Linked DNA regions of Homo sapiens: region 2 is linked to region 1. Evidence: read pairs that join two places in POLR2A ChIA-PET (ENCODE). Cell type or tissue: endothelial cell of umbilical vein. All regions are shown on one strand. Each heading gives the region's core, and the rest is flanking DNA. Links, peaks and the distances in the headings are about the cores only.

The links. Peaks named below come from ENCODE experiments on the same cell type or tissue, not always from the same donor. Only the 100,000 strongest peaks of a DNase experiment are listed, where the experiment ranks them.
Region 2: POLR2A ChIA-PET joins it to region 1 with 6 read pairs; 2 of 35 experiments call an interaction of 5 or more read pairs at or near these places.

The regions. Positions count from the first base shown.
Region 1 is chr12:101,389,004-101,396,627 of GRCh38, reverse strand. ARL1 (ARF like GTPase 1) reads left to right here. Exons shown (of 6, transcript NM_001177.6): 5 at 51-229; 6 at 958-3,512. The coding sequence ends at 988. Among named protein-coding and RNA genes, the nearest start is that of ARL1, 15 kb to the left of the region's middle. In endothelial cell of umbilical vein, for the core only: no CTCF peak of the experiment used is centred there; no DNase peak of the experiment used is centred there.
Region 2 is chr12:101,851,271-101,858,894 of GRCh38, reverse strand. No RefSeq gene overlaps it. Among named protein-coding and RNA genes, the nearest start is that of DRAM1, 22 kb to the left of the region's middle. RefSeq lists cis regulatory regions at 2,957-3,633, 3,886-4,103 and an enhancer at 3,613-4,112. In endothelial cell of umbilical vein, for the core only: no CTCF peak of the experiment used is centred there; DNase peaks (open chromatin) are centred at 1,664 and 3,324.

The DNA.
Region 1 (7,624 bases), core at 1,491-6,490:
CGAGAGAGCACATTAGTTAAAAGAAATTAAATATTTTCAATTTCATTTAGGAAGAAGAGCTGAGAAAAGCCATTTTAGTGGTGTTTGCAAATAAACAGGACATGGAACAGGCCATGACTTCCTCAGAGATGGCAAATTCACTTGGGTTACCTGCCTTGAAGGACCGAAAATGGCAGATATTCAAAACGTCAGCAACCAAAGGCACCGGCCTTGATGAGGCAATGGAATGGCAAGTATCATGCTTCCAGAAGCCATCTGTGCATTTGTGTGTGCTTGCAGCTATGCACGTCCACGTGTAATTTTTCTCCCGTGTTGAGGATGAAACTTTGATTTACTTAGCAGCTTATTTCATAAGTTCCTCAAGCGTTTTCTCTCACTGGTCTTCAGGTGCATCTGTCTTCTCAACCACACCTACCTGATTACAGTTACTTAGATAAGCAAATTCTTTGCCAATTTTTAGCCTTTTCCCTGCCTCACCTCACCCTCCAATTCCTTATCCTTCAGGAATTAGCTTAAGACTCTCTTCTGAAGAGCTTTTCCTAATGTATCTCTATTCCTACTGCCTAATCACTCACTTAAAGTTAGATGCCCTTGTCACAGATTAGTGACATAGTACTTGTTTTGCTGTCTTGTAAGTTTGATTTGTTCATCTACTCATTAGATAATCACCTCCTTGAGGATTGAGACTAGTTTCACCTCTGAGTCATCCATATGTAGCCCAGAAGTAGTAGTAGCCTGGAAAATAGGTATTTGGTCTTTTTTGAATTTTTCATTCAAATCATAGACAAATTCAAAGCTTAGAGGAACCTTATGGATATCTAGTGCATAACCTCATCTGTGTTAGCTGTCATCATTTTAAGTACTTTGGAATCCACCTCCAATACAAAGTTTATTATAGATGATCATGCTTTATACCTGAAAATTAATTTTATAAAACAGTTCATTTTCTCTTTACAGGTTAGTTGAAACATTAAAAAGCAGACAGTAATTCAGTCCATTCTTCTCCCCTGAAATGAAGACTACATCACCTCTCTCCCTTTGGAAACAGTCAAGTGTACTTCACACTACTAGATGTTAAAACTATATGATTATTGGCATATACTGACTGACTGCAATATTTGTAGTAAATAGGGAAAATAAGTATTTAGTTGGAGGGATAATTTGATCGAATCACCTGAATGTTCTATGTAATGTAAAATATTCTTTTCTTGCTTTCTTGTGTTAAGGTATATATTCTATTTGTATGGAATTCTTATTCAAATACAGTTCTATTAAAGAGTATACTCCTATTGGATGAAAAAAACCTATTTTTGAATAGTAGTTGCAGCTTGTTTGTATAAATACTAAAAAATATCTTAACAGATTTTTTTCCCCTTAAAATGAATTATCTTTCCAAAGATTAGACTCAGTATGAGAGTAGGTGAGGAACATAGTTTGTGTAATATAATCTTTATTTGCTTACCTGACCACTTTTTATTAAGCTGTTTTGTTTAAAAGCTTTTGGTTATAGGCATGAATATTGTTTTGATGGTTAACTTCACTGACTTATCTGTAAGTGTCATTTTATAGTACTTTACAGTTGTCAAAAAAAATCTTACATATATTGATCTAGTTGATCGGTAGAGGAAGCTTGTGAAGTAGGTAGGACAGGTTATGATGTCTTCACTGTATGGACGTGAACCCAGGGTTCTAATAGGTTGGCTTGCCCAAGGTCACCTGCTAGCTTGTAAGGTAGGAATAGGGCTCAAAGTAAAACTTTTGGTTCAGAAGCTTGACTCATAAACTATACTATATATTCCCAAAAATGTCAGTATTGACAACACAGTCTAACTCTTAAATAAAATTATGCTAATTAGTTACATTCAAAATAATGTTTATAAATTTATTTGTCTATACTAGTAGAAGTGATCAGTGACATACTATAAATAATCCTAAATGGTTATATTTGATAGAATTCATAACACATTAAAGAGAAAATTTCACATTAAAGGAAGGTTTAAAAATCTATTTTCAGATTATAAAAGGTGTCTTTACTGGTTTTCATTCCTTTTATCTACATGTAATTGGACATGTAAACTTGTTAAAAATCAAAATCTTACTGATTGTACAGGGAGAAATTAAGCATTCTGTTTTAAAAATTAGGCTTATTGCTAGACTGTAAGTTTAAAAACAATTCATGTTCAAAGGAGCTTTTCAAATTACCCAGTCCACCACAGAATCAGCTAATGTGACAGAAGTAAATATAGTGCGTCATAATTGCTAAAAACAGGGTGAATTTCTTTCACTTAAGTTGGAAAACCAGCCTCTAAAAAATTAGGTGCTGGTAATGAGAGCTTAATACCATGGTTCCCTGCAGGTCTCAGAAACATTAGTAGTTCCTTTCTTGGCCCTCACTGTCCTTCCAGTGTTGGCCTCTGGCCTCTTCCCCTCACATTTATGTTCATTCTCCGGGCTTATATTCATTCTCTGCTGCTTTCTCCCTTCACCCGTGGGACTCTCACCCTTCTTGCTCATTCTCCAGCACCCATTCCTACTTTAGTCTCTTTGAAATCTTTTTTGGAGATTTTCCTTCAGCTACAAATGTTCCAGTACAACCAATATTACTCCTGAGGGGCAAAGACTTTTTCATATTTATGTCCCTAGTATCTGGTATGGCGCCTGGCATATGGCATTTCAGAATATGTTCATAGTTGAAACAGTAGGATAGATATTTGTCATCTTGACAAGTAGCCCTTTGCAATTTATACTTGAGTTCACTCCTGGTCAATGGCACATGGCTGGAAAATGCAGAAAGCAAGTTCACTTACAGCCTGAGGCTTATAAAGCTTGTACAGCTGCCTCCCGGCAGTCCAGGAAAACTGCAAAAAATGGGAAGTAAGGTCCTGGCAGGCAGACCCGGCATGTAGCCGCTGGCCATCTTGAATCCTAGGGCATGAAGTTGCCCCAAAGTTCAGCACTTGGTTAAGCCTGATCCCTCTGGTTTATCACAAAGAATAGGATGGGATAAAGAAAGTGGACACTTAAATAAGCTATAAATTATATGGTCCTTGTCTAGCAGGAGACAACTGCACAGGTATACTACCAGCGTTTGGATATTGATATATACATGGCAAATCTGAATATTGTTTTATGAGAGGCCTGGCAATGGGTAAAACACCAAACTTGAAATCAGAACATAGGTGCAAATGGCCACTCCTGTAGTTTCTTTTCTGTAAAATGGGATCTGGACGAATGATACCAAACGTTTCTTTCTAACATTGTATTTTATAACTCTGGCCTATGATTGTGTTGTGTCTTGCATTAAAAAAAAAAATTTGAGAGTGGTAGAATTACTTCTGTTATCTGAAATACCTGAGATGCACTTTAAACTGTTGAAATGTAAGCTCTGAGGGCAGGGACCGTATCTTATTTACTGTTAGTATCCGTTGCATCTAGTGTGGTGCACCTGGCACACAGTAGGCACTCAATAAATATGTATTGATTAAAAACAAAGACGTCTTCAATATGCCAGATATATTTGTCCTTTCTGATCTTTGCCTTAGTATTTTATTTTTAAAAATTTTATGAAAGCAATACATGCACTTAAGTCACTTAGAATTAATTAAAATCAGTCTTCTAAGATGGCCTCCTTTTGATAAATTACAAAGCCCTTAGAAGCGTGAGAATTCCCGTTTGAGATACACACTACATCAAAGCACAGATGCTGAAGTGAATGAACATTTGATTTCTGTGCCACATACTGTCATATTCTAAGCCCGTAATTACAAATTATAAAGCATGGACTTTTGTTTTTTTTTTTTTTTTTTTTTTTTGAGATGGAGTCTCACTGTCACCCAGGCTGGAGTGCATTGGCACGATCTCGGCTCACTGTAACCTCTGCCTCCCAGGCGCAAGCGATTCTCCTGGCTCAGCCTCCTGAGTAGCTGGGACTACAGGTGCCGTGCCACCACGCCCGGCTAATTTTTGTATTTTTAGTAGAGACAGGGTTTCATCATGTTGGCCAGGCTGGTCTCGAACTCCTGACCTCAAGTGATCCACCTGCCTTGGCCTCCCAAAGTGCTGGGATTACAGGTGTGAGCCACCACGCTCAGCTCAAAGCATGGACTTTGAATCTTGATTGTAGCACCTACATCCTGTATCACCCTTAGGCAAGTTATTTACTCTGAGTCTCAGTTTCTTCATCTGTAAAATAGGAACCAATTGTAGAAATCTCTCAGGAGTACTAGGATTAAACAAAATGTATCCAAAGTGCCTGGCACATAGGGTGGATTTCCCACCCCATATGTCCCCAAATATATGGGGCACTAAAGAATATTTCTTCCACATCAAGTATAGGGTGAGGCAAAAGATGCTATGTGGTTGAACAACAGAAACAACTTGAGCCACCTCTAAATAAGTGTGACTTATTACAGTTTTAGTTTGTTTTTATTTTTTTATTATACTTTAAGTTTTAGGGTATATGTGCACAACGTGCAGGTTAGTTACATATGTATACATGTGACATGCTGGTGTACTACACCCACTAACTCGTCATCTAGCATTAGGTATATCTCCCAATGCTATCCCTCCCCCCTTCCCCCACCTCACAACAGTCCCCAGAGTGTGATGTTCCCCTTCCTGAGTCCATGTGTTCTCATTGTTCAGTTCCCACCTATGAGTGAGAATATGCGGTGTTTGGTTTTTTGTTCTTGGCGATAGTTTACTGATAATGATGATTTCCAATTTCATCCATGTCCCTACAAAGGACATGAACTCATCATTTTTTATGGCTGCATAGTATTCCATGGTGTATATGTGCCACATTTTCTTAATCCAGTCTATCATTGTTGGACATTTAGTTTGGTTCCAAGTCTTTGCTATTGTGAATAGTGCCGCAATAAACATACGTGTGCATGTGTCTTTATAGCAGCATGATTTATAGTGCTTTGGGTATATACCCAGTAATGGGATGGCTGGGTCAAATGGTATTTCTAGTTCTAGATCCCTGAGGAATCGCCACACTGACTTCCACAGTGGTTGAACTAGTTTACAGTCCCACCAACAGTGTAAAAGTGTTCCTATTTCTCCACATCCTCTCCAGCACCTGTTGTTTCCTGACTTTTTAATGATTGCCATTCTAACTGGTGTGAGATGGTATCTCATTGTGGTTTTGATTTGCATTTCTCTGATGGCCAGTGATGGTGAGCATTTTTTCATGTGTTTTTTGGCTGCATAAATGCCTTCTTTTGAGAAGTGTCTGTTCATGTCCTTCGCCCACTTGTTGATGGGGTTGTTTGTTTTTTTTCTTGTAAATTTGTTTGAGTTCATTGTAGATTCTGGATATTAGCCCTTTGTCAGATGAGTAGGTTGCGAAAATTTTCTCCCGTTTTGTGGGTTGCCTGTTCACTCTGATGGTAGTTTCTTTTGCTGTGCAGAAGCTCTTTAGTTTAATTAGATCCCATTTGTCAATTTTGGCTTTTGATGCCATTGCTTTTGGTGTTTTAGACATGAAGTCCTTGCCCATGCCTATGTCCTGAATGGTATTGCCTAGGTTTTCTTCTAGGATTTTTATGGTTTTAGGTCTAACGTTTAAGTCTTTAATCCATCTTGAATTGATTTTTGTATAAGGTGTAAGGAAGGGATCCAGTTTCAGCTTTCTACATATGGCTAGCCAGTTTTCCCAGCACCATTTATTAAATAGGGAATCCTCTCCCCATTGCTTGTTTTTCTCAGGTTTGTCAAAGATCAGATGGTTGTAGATATGCAGCATTATTTCTGAGAGCGCTGTTCTGTTCCATTGATCTATGTCTCTGTTTTGGTACCAGTACCATGCTGTTTTGGTTACTGTAGCCTTGTAGTATAGTTTAAAGTCAGGTAGCGTGATGCCTCCAGCTTTGTTCTTTTGGCTTAGGATTGACTTGGCGATGCGGGCTCTTTTTTGGTTCCATATGAACTTTAAAGTAGTTTTTTCCAATTCTGTGAAGAAAGTCATTGGTAGCTTGATGGGGATGGCATTGAATCTATAAATTACCTTGGGCAGTATGGCCATTTTCACGATATTGATTCTTCCTATCCCTAAGCATGGAATGTTCTTCCACTGGTTTGTATCCTCTTTTATTTCATTGAGCAGTGGTTTGTAGTTCTCCTTGAAGAGGTACTTCACGTCCCTTGTAAGGTGGATTCCTAGGTATTTTATTCTCTTTGAAGCAATTGTGAATGGGAGTTCACTCATGATTTGGCTCTCTCTTTGTCTGTTATTGGTGTATAAGAATGCTTGTGATTTTTGTACATTGATTTTGTATCCTGAGACTTTGCTGAAGTTGCTTATCAGCTTAAGGAGATTTTGGGCTGAGACAATGGGGTTTTCTAGATATACAATCATGTCGTCTGCAAACAGGGACAATTTGACTTCCTCTTTTCCTAACTGGATACCCTTTATTTCCTTCTCCTGCCTAATTGCCCTGGCCAGAACTTCCAACACTGTGTTGAATAGGAGTGGTGAGAGAGGGCATCCCTGTCTTGTGCCAGTTTTCAAAGGGAATGCTTCCAGTTTTTGCCCATTCAGTATGATATTGGCTGTGGGTTTGTCATAGATAGCTCTTATTATTTTGAGATACATCCCATCAATACCTAATTTATTGAGAGTTTTTAGCATGAAGGGTTGTTGAATTTTGTCAAAGGCCTTTTCTGCATCTATTGAGATAATCATGTGGTTTTTGTCTTTGGTTCTGTTTATATGCTGGATTACGTTTATTGATTTGCGTATATTGAACCAGCCTTGCATCCCAGGGATGAAGCCCACTTGATCATGGTGGATAAGCTTTTTGATGTGCTGCTGGATTCGTTTTGCCAGTATTTTATTGAGGATTTTTTCATCAATGTTCATCAAGGATATTGGTCTAAAATTCTCTTTTTTTGGTTGTGTCTCTGCCCAGCTTTGGTATCAGGATGATGCTGGCCTCATAAAATGAGTTAGGGAGGATTCCCTCTTTTTCTATTGATTGGAATAGTTTCAGAAGGAATGGTACCAGTTCCTCCTTGTACCTCTGGTAGAATTCGGCTGTCAATCCATCTGGTCCTGGACTCTTTTTGGTTGGTAAGCTATTGATTATTGCCACAATTTCAGCTCCTGTTATTGGTCTGTTCAGAGATTCAACTTCTTCCTGGTTTAGTCTTGGGAGAGTGTATGTGTCGAGGAATGTATCCATTTCTTCTAGATTTTCTAGTTTATTTGCATAGAGGTGTTTGTAGTATTCTCTGATGGTAGTTTGTATTTCTGTGGGATCGGTGGTGATATCCCCTTTATCATTTTTTATTGCGTCTATTTGATTCTTCTCTCTTTTTTTCTTTATTAGTCTTGCTAGCGGTCTATCAATTTTGTTGATCCTTTCAAAAAACCAACTCCTGGATTCATGAATTTTTTGAAGGGTTTTTTGTGTCTCTATTTCCTTCAGTTCTGCTCTGATTTTAGTTATTTCTTGCCTTCTAGCTTTTGAATGTGTTTGCTCTTGCTTTTCTAGTTCTTTTAATTGTGATGTTAGGGTGTCAATTTTGGATCTTTCCTGCTTTCTCTTGTGGGCATTTAGTGCTATAAATTTCCCTCTACACACTGCTTTGAATGCATCCCAGAGATTCTGGTATGTTG
Region 2 (7,624 bases), core at 1,219-6,218, 460 kb before region 1:
TTGAACCCTGGAGGCAGAGGTTGCGGTGAGCCCAGATCAAGCCACTGCACTCCAGCCTGGGAGACAGAAAGAGACTTTGTCTCAAAAAATATGTAATAATAATAATATTAATTAATGTCTTATTCAGAAACCACTATCCAGGATCCATGATTAATTCATTCAAAAGTTGATTGAGGATGTACAATTTGTCATTGTGCTTTGTGATCAAGAATATGGAAAGGAAACACTCAGTGCCTGAATTCAAGGTCATGGTGTTCAAATGAACTTGATTCATCTAGGGGATAAGTGGTCCAGTGTGACTGGAACACATGAGGATAAGGCTGGGGAGACTGGTGGTGATGACATTATAAAGGACCTTGTGTAACATGCTAAGGAGATTGGATTTTGCCCTGAGAGCAACAAGGAGAGCTCATGAGTAGGGTGGTGTCATCACCAAGTTTATTTTTTGTGGTGATAACTCCGGCAACCCTTAGATAGATTGGACTAGAGATAGCATTAGCGATTAACATCAGGAGGGTCGTTTTAAGAAATGCTAAAAACCTAATTTAAGGCAGTAGATTGTGGATGGAGAAAAAGGATTTGCTGGCCAATTGGATGAGCAGAGTAAGAGATAGAAGAGTTGAAGAAGAGGAGAAGTTGGTTCTAGTTTGAAAGGCTCAATGAACTGGGCATGGTGTCTAGTGCCTGTATGCCCAACACTCTGGGAGTCTGAGGCGGGCAGATCACTTGAGGCCAAGAGTTCCAGACCAGCCTGGCTAACGTTGTGAAACCCCATCTCTACTAAAAATAATACAACATGTAGGCCAGCATGGTGGTGCACATCTGTAATCCCAGATACTTGGGAGGCTGAGACATGAGAATTGCTTGAATTTGGGAGGTGGAGGTTGCAGTGGGCCAAGATGGTGACACTGCACTCCAGCCTAGGTGACAGAGTGAGACTGTCTCAAAAAAAAAAAAAAAAAGGATCAGTGAATATTAATCATTAATTGAGCCAGGGAATAGAAGAAGTCTGGAGGATTATGAATTTGGTTTTAGACATCCAACAGTTTGAGATGTCTGTAGGACACCTAGGTGAAGACAACTGCTAGATAGTTGGAAATTGACTTGGGAAACATCAGTGGAAAGGGGTTGGTATATATGAGATTACCAAAGAGCAAATGCTGCAGTGGAATCAGCACAAAGGGGAAAAGAAGAGGTCGGTTTGGGCAGATAAGCAGTCACTGGCAATCTTTGTAGGAATTTCAGGAGAGTGGTACAGATAGAAGCTGGATTGCATGGAACTGAAAAGTAAAGCAGTAGGTTCAGACTTCTATTCCAAGAAGATAGGTGGAGAAGCACAAGAAGACAAAATGGAGAGATACATTTGGGGGTTAGAACAGAATGCTTTCTGAGAGAGAATATGAAGACATAGCAGAAGTAAGTGATGAAGCAAGAGCAGGAGGAGGAGGAAGGAATTAATAGTAACAAAAATGTGTTTACTTCTCAGAAAATTTTCAGGTTTACCCATCTCAGCCATGTAATTCATGTGCCTGTGCTTAGACCGGATATATCATTCAGGAGTTCTTTCCATTCTGGCTAATTATAATGACCCCAAATCCTAAGGGGCTGGAGAGTTACATAATAGCACTGTAATGCATTGCAGTTCCAGTGAGAGGTTAACATGTGACTCAATGAATAACTCAGCTTGCTGACACATTTATGGACAATGAGCCATCTGAGCATTTCAGAAAAAATTATAGATCTACAGAAAGGTTCCTTAGAGGTCATCTAGTCTAATGCCTTGGATTTGTGCAAGAGGAAACTGTAAAACCAGAGAGGTAATGTGTGCATACTCACATATTATTTAGTGGCAGTCTCCTTCATAATGATCATAATCCAGGTTTTATGGTCTCATCCAGGACCTTTGTCCTCACATTTCTTTGGTTAAAGAATTAAAATAAGAGGCCGGGGGCAGTGGCTCACACCTGTAATCCCAGCACTTTGGGAGACTGAAGAGGCAGTATCACTTGAGGTCAGGAGTTCGAGACCAGCCTGGCCAACAGGGTGAAACCCCATCTCTACTAAAAATACACAAATTAGCCATGCGTGGTGTTGTGCACCTGTAGTCCCAGCTTTCAGGAGGCTGTGGCAGGAGAATCACTTGAGCCCGGGAGGTGGAGGTTGCAGTGAGCTGAGATCACGCTACTACACTCTAGCCTGGGTGACAGAGCAAGACATCATCTTTGAAAAAAAAAAAAGAATTAAAATAAGAAAAGTCTTATTTAAGATTGGCTCAAATTACTCATCAGCAGACCAAAATCTGAAGCATTAAGTATTCTGATTACTTTTTTATGTTTATTTTTTATAAACAGGTCTTTGTGGCAGAATGCATTCCAATTCCTATCAAGTGCAGTTTTCAGTGCTTTTGCTCAATTCTGTCGTTATTATGTCATCATTAATATGTATTGAGCTCCAATGTTTCAATATCAAAATTTAAATATTATGTGTTAGCCTGTTCTCATGCTGCTGTAAGGACATATCTGAGCCTGTGTAATTTATAAAGGAAAGAGGTTTAACTGGATCACAGTTCCACAGGGCTTGGGAGGCCTCAGGAAACTTATAATCATGGCAGAAGGGGAAGTAAACATGTCCTTCTTCACATGGTGGCAGCAGGAAGTGCAGAGTGAAGGTGGTGTAGGGGGGACGCTCTTTAAAACCATCAGATCTGGGGAAACTCACTCACTATCACGAGAACAGCATGGGGGTAACTGCCTCCATGATTCAATTACCTTCTACTAGGTCTCTCCCATGACACGTGGGGATTATGGGAACTCTAGTTCAAAATGAGATTTGAGTGGGGACACAGCCAGACCATATCATATATCTTAGCTATGTAAAAACATGTACTCTTGATTTTGTATAATTAATCTAAAAAGAGAAGAGGAGCAGAAGACACTCAAATTTGATAGTTAAAGGGTGATATAAATGTTGTACCTCCCCAAATAGTTTTTTCTCTATAAACTTTTTCCCGTTCTTGCAAACATTCCTCACTTTGGGACTAGGAGATGTTTATTGCCTCAGGGAAAAGAAAGAGAAGAACTAGCTTTAGGTCAAGGAAGAAAAACAAAAATTCTAAAAGGGACGTCTACCCAGAGGGAAGCCTTCCTCTGGTCTAGTGGTGCAGGGTGTAGAAGATGTGCAGGAAGAGATTAGACACCAAGACCCTTGCTTTACACATAGCTCCTTCTCCCTGTTGAAACTCAAGGGGTTGTAGTGATAAGTGTTAGCCAGCTTGCTTTAGGCAGACAGTAAGGGAAGGGTCCCCGGAGAACCTCCCACCCACCCTACAAGTGCTTACACCAGATGTTTTGTGCAGATAAGGGAACTTGCACGGGGAGCTTGCCTAAACATGCCTGCAGTGGAAAATTCCATTCCTTAACACATACACAGTAAGGGAAATAAATCAATATGGAGCTGCTCAGTCCAAGGGCCTGCATCAGCACTGGAAGGACAGGGTGGAGCCACCAGAAATTCATGCCTTAAGCCCTGGTATTCAACTGTGAAGGGGGCAACCAGTAAACTGCTTTCAGGTCCCCTCTTTTTGCTGAGAGCTTTCCTTTCACTTAATAAATTCTGCTCCACTCACTCTTCAAGTGTCTGCATGCCTAATTCTTCCTGGTTGTGAGATGAGAACCCAGACCTAGTGGTGGTAAGGAATAAAAAATCCTGCATCAGTAGCTGATTAGAAAAGTGAAAACCCAGTTTATGTTGAAGAGAGAAAATATATGTAAAGACAGATTTAACCTGACTTCTTGTTTTGAAATGGAGAGAACACCACTGCAGAGTGCACCTAGGCTTACGGTGATGTAATGGTAGCCTAATTAGCCTAATTCAACAGTGCAGACCTCCCTTGATGACTTGGAAGAGAGTCAAAAGACCCCTTTTCAGCATCCTTTTTGGGGAAGTGAAAGGTAATTGAGTGTGACCTGCCATTGGGTCACCATGAGGAAGTGGGTAGACAGGGACCTGATAACCTCTACCACATGTCTGAGGGAGGCAGTGGCTGAGCCTTGAAGGGATGCAAAAGTGAGGTCAAGTCACATTTGTAGATCAATGGGCCCTACCACAACTGATATGGTTTGGCTGTGTCCTCACCCAAATCTCACCTTGAATTGTAATAATCCCCAGGTGTCAAGGGCAGGGACAGGTGGAGATAATTGAATCATAGGGCATTTTCACCCATACTATTCCTGTGGTAGTGAATAAGTCTCTCAAGATCTGATGGTTTTATAAAGGGCAGTTTCCCTGCACAAGCTCTCTTGCCTGCCACTGTGAAAGACATGCCTTTGCTCCTCACTCGTCTACCGCCATGATAGTGAGGCCTCCCAGCCATGCGGAACTGAGTCAACTAAACCTCTTTTCTTTATAAATTACCCAGTCTCAGGTATGTCTTTACTAGCAGTGCGAGAACAGACTAATATACGCCAACCAAGAGGACAGACCAATAGTCATACTGCACACTCTAGCAGCAAATGTCCCCAGTGTCCCAGTGGCTGAGCATAACCAGGGTATCAATACTAAGTTGAGCAAAAACCTTGAAGCCTACAAGGATTCCAAAGCCTATGGAGAGACTCATTTATGGGTAAATGTGCCAAGAGTGCACATGGCTTGCCCATGGAACCCTGACACCTTGAAAAGTAAGAGAAAGAAGGATGAAATGGCTCTGATGTGGAGTTAAATATTAGATTATTTAATATTTACTCAGCAAGAGATAATCTTAACCATCTTGCAGAGACTAACGGACCTTTATTTGACAAGTTTAACTCCTGCGGCATCCTACTTCTCTGCCTTCCTCCTCCCTCAAACCAAATGGAGTTTACTGAGAATGTTTAGATCAATTATAAACAGAGACAAAGGAGTAACAGTTGTGGCCTATGGGAGTTGCGGTATTTAAATTTTTAACCTTATGCTGAGCATGGTGGCTCACACCTATAATCCCAGTATTTTGGGAAGCTGAGGCAGGTGGATCACTTGAGGCCAGGAGTTCGAGACCAGCTGGGCCAACATGGCAAAACCTGTCTCTACTAAAAATACAAAAAAAATTGGCTGGACGTGATGGCTCCTACCTGTAATCCTAGCACTTTGGGAGGCCAAGGCGGGCGGATCACCTGAGGTCAGGAGTTCGAGACCAGCCTGGCCAGCATGGCGAAACCCCGCCTCTACTAAAAATACAAAAATGAGCTGGGCGTGGTGGTGGGGAGCCTGTAATCCCAGCTACTTGGGAGGCTGAGAGAGGAGAATTGCCTGAACCCGGGAGACAGAGGTTGCAGTGAGCAGAGATCGCACCACTGCACTCCAGCCTGGGCAACAAAGAGCGAAACTCTGTCTAAACAAAAAAAAAAAAAAAAAATGAGCTGGGCGTAGGGGTGCAGGCCTGTGATCCCAGCTACTCAGGAGGCTGAGGCAGGAGAATCACTTGAACCTGGGAGGCAGAGGTTGCAGTGAGCTGAGATCACGCCACTGCACTTCAGCCTGGGTGACAGAGGAACACTGTCTCAAAAACTAATAATAATAAAATAACAAAATGAATAAATAAAATTTTAACCTTATAACACTTGCTATGTATCAGGCACCATGCTGAGATCTTTATGTGCATTATCTCATTTGATCCACACAGCAGCCTTGTAAGTTATTATTATACCCATTTTACACATGAGGAAACTGAGACTTAGAAATGATAAGAGGAGACCTGGTATCAAGTCACACTGATTGATTCCAGAGGCTATGTTTTTGATGTTTCCCTGTAGGTCTCTATGTTTTCCCTGTAGGTCAAGTAGGATACTTAATGAAAGAATAAACACTTCAATCATCACTGATTGATTGAGGTTTTATATACCACCCTAAACTTTTATGTCTCTGAAATTCCAAGTGTCATTCATTCATTCAACAAATATTTTTGAGTACTTACTATGTGTCAGTCCCTGGGCTTAGCAATAGGTGTATAATGGTTAATAAACTGCATTTGACAAAATCGGGGTGGTCACCCAAAAGGAAATCAGGATCTCTTGCCCTGATGTTGAACCTAAGTCAGTTTTCAGACCTGGTACTGGTGGACTGAAGAGGTGGCCAGGTCCCCAGAATAAAGAACCCTGAAACATCATCTTGAGTATATTCTGTAATGATTTTCAGTCCTTTATCAAAAAGACCAGTGGTCATTTACTGAGGTAGCTGTGCACTGGGGAAAGAGGAATACCCAGAGGCATTCAAGGACTATTCAACACGGACTGAGCTGACACTGAGATTTGGAGTCCTGAAGCATTATCATGTGTTGTTTGTCTTTGTCTTTTAGTGTTTAAGTTAATAATAGGTACATCACACACTTAACATATATGAGTTTCAAACATTTTTTCAGGGCTGGGTGTGGTGGCTCATGCCTATAAACCCAGCACTTTGGGAAGTCCAGGTGGGCAGATCACTTGAGCCCAAGAGTTCCAGACCAGCCTGGGTGACATGGTGAGACCCCATCTCTAGAAAAACAAACAAACAAACACACACACACACACACACACACACACAAACCAAGAAATTAGCCAAGCACGGCTATTTAGGAGCTATTTAGGAGGCTGAGATGGGAGGATCACTGGAGCTTATGAGGCGGAGGTTCCAGTGAGCTGAGATCACACCACTGCACCCCAGCCTGGGGGACAGAGTGAGACCCTGTCTCAAAACAAGCCACAAAAACAAAAACACAAATTTTAAAAATAGATCTAGATTTGTCATTCTTCAAAATAAGGTTTTAATTGGTTTTAGATTTTCTTTTTTTTCTTTTTTTTTGTTTTTTGAGATGGAGTCTTGCTCTGTAACCCAGGTTGCAGTGCAGTGGTACGATCTCAGCTCACTGCAACCTCTGCCTCCCATGTTCAAGCAATTCTCCTGCCTCAGCCTCCCTAGTAGCTGGGATTACAGGAGCACGCCACCACGCCCAGCTAATTTTTGTATTTTTAGTAGAAACGGGGTTTCACTGCGTTGGCCAGGCTAGTCTCGAACGCCTGACCTCAGGTGATCCACCTGCCTTGGCCTCACAAAGTGCTGGGATTACAGGTGTGAGCCTCCATGCCTGGCCAAATTTGCATTTTTTAGGCTACATTATTTCTAGCAGATATAGATTTATTTCCAGTTTAAGACAAAAAGACATTGTGCATGATCCAGTATGTTGTAAAGATTCACTTACTGCCTTTATCTAATAACTTCTGGTTTTTCATAAAATACTGACATCTTAATTGGAAATTTTTTTCACATAACTAATTATTTGTTTGCATTTTCAGAAATGTATAAAAGATCAATCCAAAGTTCAGAATAATCTCTTTTTTTTTTTTTTTTGAGACGGAGTCTGGCTCTGTCACCCAGGCTGGAGTGCAGTGGTAGGATCTCCGCTCACTGCAAGCTCCGCCTCCCGGGTTCATGCCATTCTCCTGCCTCAGTCTCCTGAGTAGCTGGGACCAGCCAGCGCCACTGCACTTCAGCCTGGGCAACAGAGCTAGACTCAGTCTCGAGGAAGAAAAAAAAGAGAAGTTTCTGTGTAATCTGCCCCTTAATTTGCAAGTAATTAAAGGTGGATATAAATATGACTGTGGAACTGCCTCTG